Regions from separate parts of the Homo sapiens genome. Here region 2 is linked to region 1. The links are chromatin loops, found by intact Hi-C in ENCODE. Cell type or tissue: PC-3. All regions are shown on one strand.

Evidence for each region. Peaks named below come from ENCODE experiments on the same cell type or tissue, not always from the same donor. Only the 100,000 strongest peaks of a DNase experiment are listed, where the experiment ranks them.
Region 2: a loop joins it to region 1, with 2.6 times the contacts of the local background. A loop is called at or near these places in 1 of 110 quality-filtered maps.

The regions. Positions count from the first base shown.
Region 1 is chr2:220,778,037-220,783,036 of GRCh38, reverse strand. All of the region lies in intron 3 of LOC105373896 (a long non-coding RNA gene), which reads right to left. Among named protein-coding and RNA genes, the nearest start is that of EPHA4, 790 kb to the left of the region's middle. RefSeq lists an enhancer at 755-1,296. In PC-3, no CTCF peak of the experiment used is centred here; a DNase peak (open chromatin) is centred at 2,906; H3K4me3 peaks cover 432 bases; H3K27ac peaks cover 444 bases.
Region 2 is chr2:220,699,040-220,704,039 of GRCh38, reverse strand. No RefSeq gene overlaps it. Among named protein-coding and RNA genes, the nearest start is that of MIR4268, 790 kb to the right of the region's middle. In PC-3, no CTCF peak of the experiment used is centred here; a DNase peak (open chromatin) is centred at 2,709.

The DNA.
Region 1 (5,000 bases):
AGGTCCCTCACACGGGAAACTTGTTTATACTGGAAGATGCCCTTGTAGCTCTTGTATGACCCGTGTGCAACTGCCTGACCATTGCTCTGGCAATAAGGACTGTCCCAGTCACGTGATGCAGGAATGAAGAGTCAGAGAGAGAGAGTGAGTGAGTGCACAGATTGTGGCAACTAGCAGTATATATAAGGGAATAGGATGCATGTCACTTTAAGTTCATGGGCAAAGATTAGGTTGGTGCAAAAGTAATTGCGTTTTTTTTTTTTTTTTTTTTGCACCAATTGAAAAATAAACACCTGAATGGTCCCTTTAAAGGAAGTTTCTGGGAAACAAGATGAAAGAGATGCCTCTAAGTTTTTATCTCTGGCTATAGGCTTGAGCCATCTGGGTGTAGTGTAGAACTGGAAACTGTGAAGGGTGACTGAGCCCTTATGGCATGAAAAAGCTAAACTTGTATTGAAAATAGATGTCCCAGCACTTTGGGAGGCTGAGGTGTGTGGATCATGAGGTCAGGAGTTCAAGACCAGCCTGGCCAAGATGGTGAAACCCTGTCTCTACAAAAAATAGAAAAATTAGCTGGGCGTCTATAATCCCAGCTACTCAGGAGGCTTAGGTAGGAGAATCGCTTGAACCTGGGAGGCAGATGTTGCAGTGAGCGGAGATCGTGCCACTGCATCCAGTCTGGGTGACAGAGCAAGACTCCATCAAAAAAAAAAAAAAAAGAAAGAAAGAGAAAGAAAGAAAGAAAGAAAGAAAGAAAGGAAGAAAGAAAGAAAGAAAGAAAGAAAGAAAGAAAGAAAGAAAGAAAGAAAGAAAGAAAGAAAGAAAGAGAAAGAAAGAAAGAAAATAGATGTCAAGGCAACATAAAATTATAAGAATTCACTAGAGGTTCCTAACTCAGGTCTAATGGATTGTAACAGAAAGGCCCTGCTAGGCTCTTCCTATTTTACATATTAGGCATCCATTTAAGGATTCTCTTTCACTACTGTATTCTGCTGAGGGGAAAAACAATTGAGTCCTGCTGTCTTGTAAGTGTTTTAGTAGGTAGTGTCAACGGTAATTGCTGTAGAGATAGGAAAGAAACCAAACTCCAGTCAGTATTTGATTCAGGCTTTAAGGAGGGAATAGGGCCAGAACTAACCCAAGGGTAGGCCTGATAGAAGGCAAACATTTAAGACGGAGAAAAATAACCTTCGTCTTTACTAAGCAGCAAAAGGAACCAGCTGCTCTTCTCAGAAGGAAATGTGATACAAACATAGGCTACCTCGTGTAGTGTCAAATATGTTAATAATGTATACAGAAATGGTTTCTAATCGTGAAGATATTTTTCAAAGCATGAGAACAAGAAGATTAAGAAAAACCCACAAATTGAACTTATCATTGTCAGCTAGATAGGTGGACTCTCAAATACTTTTTCCAAATAACTGTTCTGTTTATACATAAACACAATAAAATGGGAGCTCATTTTCTAAGGAGTTTGGTGAAAGGGTGTGTGTATCTGGAGAAGGGATTATGACTTTATTTAAATGAAACACACACACTCAATAAAGATCAAGGAAGATGTGGCTGATTTTAATTGAGATAAATTGTACCTAGTGCACTCTCACTACTAGTACACAGCCACTCCTGTTCAAAGAAATACAATATAATTTGTATTTTTATATTCTAGAAAATCAGGCTTCTCAAATATTTTAAAGATGAGGAGCCACTTAGTTGAATATTGCATTAAAATGTAAATATTATTTTCCAGCTTTTCTACTTTTAGCATTTAAATTGCCAGGTCTCACATAGAGACAATTGCTTATCCCATTATAAGCTTGATTTTTAAATACTGAGATCTGTCTACGTGGCAGTTTGTCTTTTTAATTCTTTTCTTCATTACTTCCAGGGCATAGCATAGAATTATAAAAGGTTTTAAATCACTGCTAACTCAAAAAGTCCATAATCACAAGACATCTTCTTCTACCTCTTCTACCTATGTAGCAATAGAAAAACACACTGAGGTTCTTTTTCATGGATTCACATATTTTTACAGTAATATCTGCACGTTAAAATTTACAGAAAGTTCACATGGAGGTGCTCACTTGAAACTACAAACTTCCAAGCTAAAAAGAGTATCTTCATTTAAAAAATGTCAAAACTAATTTTTCCAGGGACTAAATGACTTGTCCAAGGTTGTATGGATCTCAGAGAGACCTGGGTTCATTTGTTGGCTCTGATTTGGGGCCCTAACTTCCCTCAAGTGTTAAATAGGTACTGAGAGTGTAGCAACCACATAGGGGTGTTAAAAAGACAAAATGAGATAAATTAAGGAAAGGCTTAGCATAGAAATGGTACCTAGCAGGGGCTTAATAAATGCTCCTTACAAGTAGTAAAAGGATTTCAACTTGATTACCAAGCACTGCGTCTAATTGCCTCTCCTGCTTCCTATCCTTTGATGTTGCAAACGTGTTAAAGAATCCGGGAATGTGTTCAGATTGAACATGGCCCAAAATTGCAGTCACTCATGCCTTGTGGCTTACTGAGTTAGCCAGGGAAGTGATGGTGACAAACCAGAGCTACAGGATCGTTGGGGCACATATTCGGGTTGACTTCACGCAAGTTCTTCAAAACTTTGTTCATTTGCGAGGAAACATAGAATAATAAAAACACAGATTACAGGCTCATAAACGGTCGTCTTACAAAAATCCACTGCATGTTTGAGTTCCTTCAACACTAATTCTGGTGGTTGTGCATTTTGTGTATGGTCCCTTCCAGAGATGGGAAGCTCCTGCTCCCTGGGCAGTTCACTCCCACACAGATGGTTCTGACAATGGAAAGACACTCATTAAATGGGAGGAAATTCTATCACAAAGTCCACTTGTGCTGGTTGGAATAAATTAAATTCCTCTTTCTAAAGACATTCTTTCGAAATGTGAAAACAGTTCCACTGACTCATTGTTGAATGATAGCCAAGTAATTCAACAATTTCTCTTTAGACTTGGAAAAAGAAGAGCCTCACATTCCTGGCCAGTTTTCTCTGAATGCCGACTAGTGTATCCTTATCATTTGTTTAATATAATTTTAACTTTTACTTTAGAATAAGGGGGGTACATGTGCAAGTTTGTTACAAAGGTATATTGTATGATGCTGAGGTTTGGGATATAACTGAACCTGTCAGCCAGGTAGTGAGCATAGTACCCAATAGTTTTTACACCCTTGCTCCCTCCCTCCCTTCCCACTCCAGTAGTCCCCAGTGTCATTGTTGCCATCATTATGTCCATGAGTACCCAATATTTAGCTCACACTTATAAGTGAAAACATGTGATATTTGGTTTTCTATTCCTGGGTCAATTTGTTTAAGATAATGGCCTCCAGATGCATCTGGTTTGCTGCAAAAAAACATGATTTTGTTCTTTTTTATGGCTGCATATATTCCACAGTGTATATGACTTTTTTTTAATCCAGTCTACTACTGATGAGCACCGAGGTTGATTCCATGTCTCTGCTATTGTGAATAGTGCTGCAATGAACATATGAGTGCATGTGTCTTTTGGTAAAATGTTTCATTTTCTTTTAAATATGTACCCAGTAATGAGATTGCTGGGTTGAATGGTAGTTCTTTTTAAAGTTCTCTGAGAAATCTCCAAACTACTTTCCACAGTAGCTGAACTAATTTACATTCCCACCAACAGTGTCTAAGCATTCCTTTTTCTCCATAGCCTCACCAGCATCTGTTGTTATTTGACTTTTTAATAATAGCCATTCTGACTGGTGTGAGATGGTATCTCATTGTGGTTTCAGTTTGCATTTTTCTCATTATTACTAACATAGGAAACATCATTCTGGATTATCAGCCCTGGGAAAGAATTTATAACTAAGTCCTCAAAAGCAATTGCAACAAAAACAAAAATTGACAAGTGGGACCTAATTAAACTAAAGAGCTTCTGCACAGCAAAAGGAGCTATCAACAGAATAAACAGTCTACAGGATGGGAGAAAATATTTGCAAACAATGCATCTGACAAAGGTCTAACATCCAGAATCTATAAGGAACTTGACAAGAATAAACAAATAGCCCCATGAAAAAGTGGACAAAAGACATGAACAGACACTTCTTCAAGGAAAAGACATACAAGTGATCAAGCTTGCTATTTTTTATAGTTCATGCTCCAAACGGAGAACAGACCCATTAGTGTGATATAAAGTACATCTTCTTTGTGCTTAGTTCTATGCTTTGATCAAGGCAGCCTGTTAGTGACTATTCTTGACTCCCATTATGCTTACATAAGGCAACTCACATGTGTAAGGCAACTGTCTTTCTCTTTTTTTGAAGTACTGGACAACACTCCTGGGTGACATCTCTAATCCTTTACTCACATGATGAAAATTGAGAGATATAAAGGATCATAGATACTAAGTAGTCCAAAGGTAGCAAACTAGCCCACAAACCCAGTTGATTTGGTATACACAGATTTGGCAAGCGTGATGTCTTAAAGACAAATTGAAGCCCATTTTCAAGAGCTGCATACATTGGCACCCTTAGCAGGGCAGTAAGACTTGTGATCCTGAATGACCACAATCACCCGGAGCTGTCTCTGCTATCTATTTAGACCAAGCATGCTTGTTCCAGGTGCTCACAACTGACCCCCTTCACTGACTTCCATTACCTGCCTGCTCCCTGAATGAGTTAGCAGATCCACAGCGGTTTCAAGGATATGCATCTGATTTCCCTCTACCTCCTCAACTTTTCTCTCATTCGCAGCCTGCCTTCACTTCTAGTTTCACTTACCTACCTAAAGGCGCTCTACAAGATCGCTGAAACTCCATCTATAAGTGCCGATGACTCTACATTTGGCCATTCTCTCAAACTCCAGAATAGTCCTTCCAGTTGTCCCTCTTTCCCCAGCCATTTCTGTGCTTGTCTTTTCTGTGTGTGTGTCTACCTTTCCACATTCGTGTCTTACCCAGCTCATCCAGAACAGTTCCTCTGGTTTCTGCTCTGTCCTGCCATCTGTGTCTGGA
Region 2 (5,000 bases), 79 kb after region 1:
TATACAAATAGAGAAAGTGTAACATAACATGTAATGAAAAGCATAATTGTGTAGTTCAGGGTGTGTATGTACGGGATGGCCCAATAACATATGCTTCAAACTGCCTTTATTAGAATGGGATTACAGATCATTTCATTCTGCCTCCCACATGTACCATGTGTCACTCTATAGTAACGAAACGGAAATCACTCACCATACACACAAATCTTTTCACTATTGAATAAATAAATACATACTTAAAGTCGAACTTCTTCCTAAATTAAAAAAAATCTAATTAATATTTTTCCCTGATTTGGTAAAGTATTACAGATCCTGTGGGGCAAAACAATTGGTGGCTAGGTTTAACGACACAAGGCAATCACTGACTGCAAAGGCATTTTCTCAACAAAAGCTGTGTTCTATTAGTATTCAGTAAATCCTTGAAACGGACATAAGCTCAAGCCGCCAGGCTGCTCTTTATCTGTCATTATCGGCTGTTCTTTGATGAAACTGCTATCTTGGAAAATGCATCTACCTTCCTTGGGAGATTGTTAAGCACTGAAGAATGAACGAACCTGCAATTTCTAGGCCTTGTGGTTTTGCTCTGCATAGCAACCAATGGCAGAAGGTATGTGTGGCATCTCTGATCAGCCTGATCCTGAAATAAGAAGGTTATACAACCAATTTCAAAGCCAGGTTTTGTTCATTGGGTAAAAATTCACTAAATCCCATATATCTCCTAATGGACTCTGTCCATTTTTCAATTTTTTCCGTAAAACTGAAAGAAAACCTATCCAACTAATAAAAATAAACCTTTAATTCGAGCAAGGCAAGATGACAATGCAATTTTAACTCAAGCTTCGTTTGAAATTAACTGATTGGAATATCCTAGATGATGAAATGCTAGGTTAGTTGTCTTTGGGAACTGAAGTTATCCTTTGGTGCTTGAATAGACATCTTTGAACATTATTCTTTCCATCTCGTCTAAATTTCTCTTTCAAGTTCTCTCCTCTAGTCTCCAGTGTCATTGTGCTGAACTATAGTGATAGTGTCCATTGTTCCCCCAAAGTCATAGTTGTGTAGATTCATGTTTCCACGGTGAACTTCTGACATGAAATTATCAAAGATACATAAAACAGAGCAAACTGTCCTTTCTCATCTCCCCAACCACTTTTTATTTCATTTTCATTACTCTATGTAGTCATAGGGCTGACATATAAAAATGGTCTAGACTATTGCTTCAATTTCTGCATGGAAACATGACTTGTGTTCCTAGTGCAACATCCATTAAAATGGTAATGTCAGATCAATGGACCCATGCTGACTCAAACACTCTTCCAAGAATGTGTGATAGCAGGCAGCCTTTCTATCAGGGGCCACAAACTGAAATAATTGTCACGTTTACTGAACACCTGCTATGTGTCAGGAACTATTCCAGGGACTTTGTATGTAGTGAGTTCAATTAATCTTTATATACCCCTATGAGGTAGGTATTATTGTTATCTTCATATCCCAGATGAAAAAATTAAAGAGAAGGTAAGTACCTTGCCAAAGGTTACACCACTAGTAAATGAAGGCAGAAGGATAAGCAGCCAAGTCTTGTGGCTATAGTCAGCTTCCTAAACGACTACTTACCTCCAAAACTCAAGTACTGTAGGGTTAAAGCAGGTTATAGAAATGAGCAAAGCAGACAATCCCAGCTTCTGGTTGCTAGGTAGTAATATGGACTTGATATTGACATATCTATTCATATTACAGAAGAAATCTGAAACCTGAAACCTGGATTGCTTATGTTAAGTCCATTTGCTTTCCAAATGTTGAGAACTGGAACAAGACAAGAATGCCTACTCTCACCACTCCTATTCCACATAGCACAGGAAGTCCTAGCCAGAGCAATCGGGCAAGAGAAAGAAATAAAAGGCATCCAAATAGGGAAAGAAGTCAAACTATGTCTCTTTGTTAACGATATGGTTCCATACTTAGAAAACCCTAAAAACTTCACCCAAAAGCTCTTAGAACTGACAAATGACTTCAGTAAAGTCTTAGGATACAAAATCAATATACAAAAGTCAGCAGCATTTCTATACACCAATAATGTTCTACCCAAGAGCCAAATTAAGACCACAATTCCATTTATAATAGCCATGAAGAAAATTAAATACCTAGGAATACAGCTAACCAAGGAGGTGAAAGATCTCTACAAGAACTACAAAACACTGCTGAAAAAAATCAGAGATGACACAAATAAATGGACAAATATTTCATGCTCGTGAATCAGAAGAATCAATAGTGTTAAAATGGCCATACTTCCCAAAGCCATTTACAGATTCAATTCTATTTCTATCAAACTGCCAATGTCACTTTTCACATAACTATAAAAAACTATAAAATTCATATGGAACCAAAAAAGAGCACAAATAGCCAAAGCAACCCTAAGCAAAAAGAACAAAGCCAGAGGCATCGCATTACCTGACTTCAAACTATACTATAAGGCTATAGTAACCAAAACAGCATAGTAATGGCACAAAAACAGACACATAGACCAATAGACCAGATTACAGAACCCAGAAATGAAGCCACACATTTACAACCAGCTGATCCACACAAGTTCAACAAAAAATAGGCAAAAGACATGAACAGACACTTCTCAACAGAAAACATGTAAGTGGCCCATAAACATATGAAAAAATGCTCATCATCGTGAATCATCAGAGAAACACAAACCAAAACCACAATGAGATACCATCTCACGCCAGTCAGAATGACTTTTGTTAGAAAGTCAAAAAACAACAGATATTGGCAAGGCTGTGGAGAAAAGGAGACACTTACAAACTCTTGGTGGGAATGTAAATTAGCCCAGCCACTGTGGAGAGCAATCTGAAGATTTCTCAAAAATGAAGAGTTGAACTACCATAAGTTGTACCCAAAGGGAAATAAGCCATTCTACTGAAAGGACACATGCAACCCTATGTTTATTGCAGCAATATTCACAATAGCAAAAACTTGGAATCAACCCAAGTACTCATCAGTGGTGGATTGGATAAAGAAAATGTGGTACATATACACTATGGAATACTATACAGCTATCAAAAAGAATGGAATCATGTTCTTTATAGCAACATGGATGCAGCTGGAGGGCATGATCCTAAGAGAACTAATATGGAAACAGAAATCCAAATACCATTTGTTCTCACTCATAAGTGGGAGCTAAACATAAAGATGGGAATAATAAACAATGGGGTCAACTAAAGCAGGAAGAGCAGGAGGAAGGAAAGGGCTGAAAAACTTCCTATTGGGTACCCTGATCACTACCTGGGTGACGGATTCAGTCATACTCTAAACCTTAGCATCACACAATATACCTTTGTAACAAACCTGCACATGTATCCTCTTTATTCTAAAATAAAAGTTGAATAAGAAAAAAAAATTGCTAAATATTGAGTATTATTTTATAATTGCTTTTAAACACCATTCTGAAAACAAACCACATTTCTAAGAACCACAACTTAGCAACCTCTACTTTAAAGACATAGTGTGGCACATTGGAGTACAGCACAAACTGCATGAGAAGCTGTTTACACTTTTAAGAAGAAATTTGCAGAATTGTCAAGCTGAGGCCCATATAGCTCATCTTGGCCAACATTCCATCCCAAGTGAGAACAGCCTATAGTGCATCGGCTCATTTCATCACCTGGACAAGAAAATTGTTAGAAAAATCTTCCTTCTATTCCATCAAAATAGTCCTTTTGGTTTTTAAGTGATCTTAGCTCTGACTCTCTGGAGATACACCACTAAGACAAATCTTTCTTCTACAGAATACTCTTTCAGCTTTCTGAAGGCAGCTAATGCGCTTCTTCATCTTCTATTTTATATTCTATAATCACAGATTCTTCAATAAGTCCAGTGACATGGTTTCAAAAACTTTAACCAGCCTTTAAATAAAGGCGAACAATAACTTTTACAAGCATCTGATATGTGCTATTCTGATGGTGTCCGAACTCTTTTACTGATTTACAGTTGTCTCCCATAAATGTATTTTGAATATATATTGTTATAAGTTTAACTTTATATGTTACTTTATAAATTGTATATGCCTAGATAATATACATTTGCTATCTCAAGGCACAATACATATTTAATTTAGTTCAAGGTTTCTCAACATCAACACTATTGATTTGGGGCCAGATAATTCTTTGTTGGTGGTGGGAGCTATACAATGTACATTATAGGAGGTTTAACTACATCCCTGGTCTCTCCCAATTAGAGGCCAATAGCACGTTTCAGTTTTAATAACTAAAAATATCTAGGCATTGCTAGTATTCCAAATGTCTCTTCAGGGGCATGGTCACCCCTGATTTAGAACCATTGATTTAGGGCAAGGTTTATCATTCAATGTTACAGATCCATAGTTCAGATGTTCTTCTTGACTATTTCAAATGTGTTAGCCAGCTTCTTTAGGCTTATTTAGATTGCTATTGCTTTTAGCTCTTCATGTGGCTAATAAGCAGTTTGTGCTGGGAACAGAAGTACAAGTTCTCCTATCTTGTTTGGTTTCCTTGTTCTACCATTAGTTTTACTTTTGATCTGGTGCCTCATTGAGAGAAACTTCTCAAGTCCCTTCTCAAACCCACTTAACTGGGTCTGTTTAAGTTGAAGTATGTCGTGATCCCCAGAGCACATGGGAGTGTGGGCACCAGGATGAAACCTTTGCTCCAACCCCATATATGGTACAGGGTACGTGACACACCATCATCTAACTTCTGGTCCCAGAGAGCATGCCAGTGACAATCTGTAGAACAAAGATCACTTAGGTTCAATGAATTTCTTTCTCTCTATAAAATGTAAATATTAATAGCAGTTCTAATAATTTTACCTTCCCACAAAGAACTATTTTGCTCCTCTCTGGGTTACATATATCTCACTTTAGAGATCATGGTACCCAGCAATGGAAACTCCAGGAACATTACCTTATTTATTTCAGATTAAAAATTTCCACTAAAATATGGAACCCAAACAAGAGC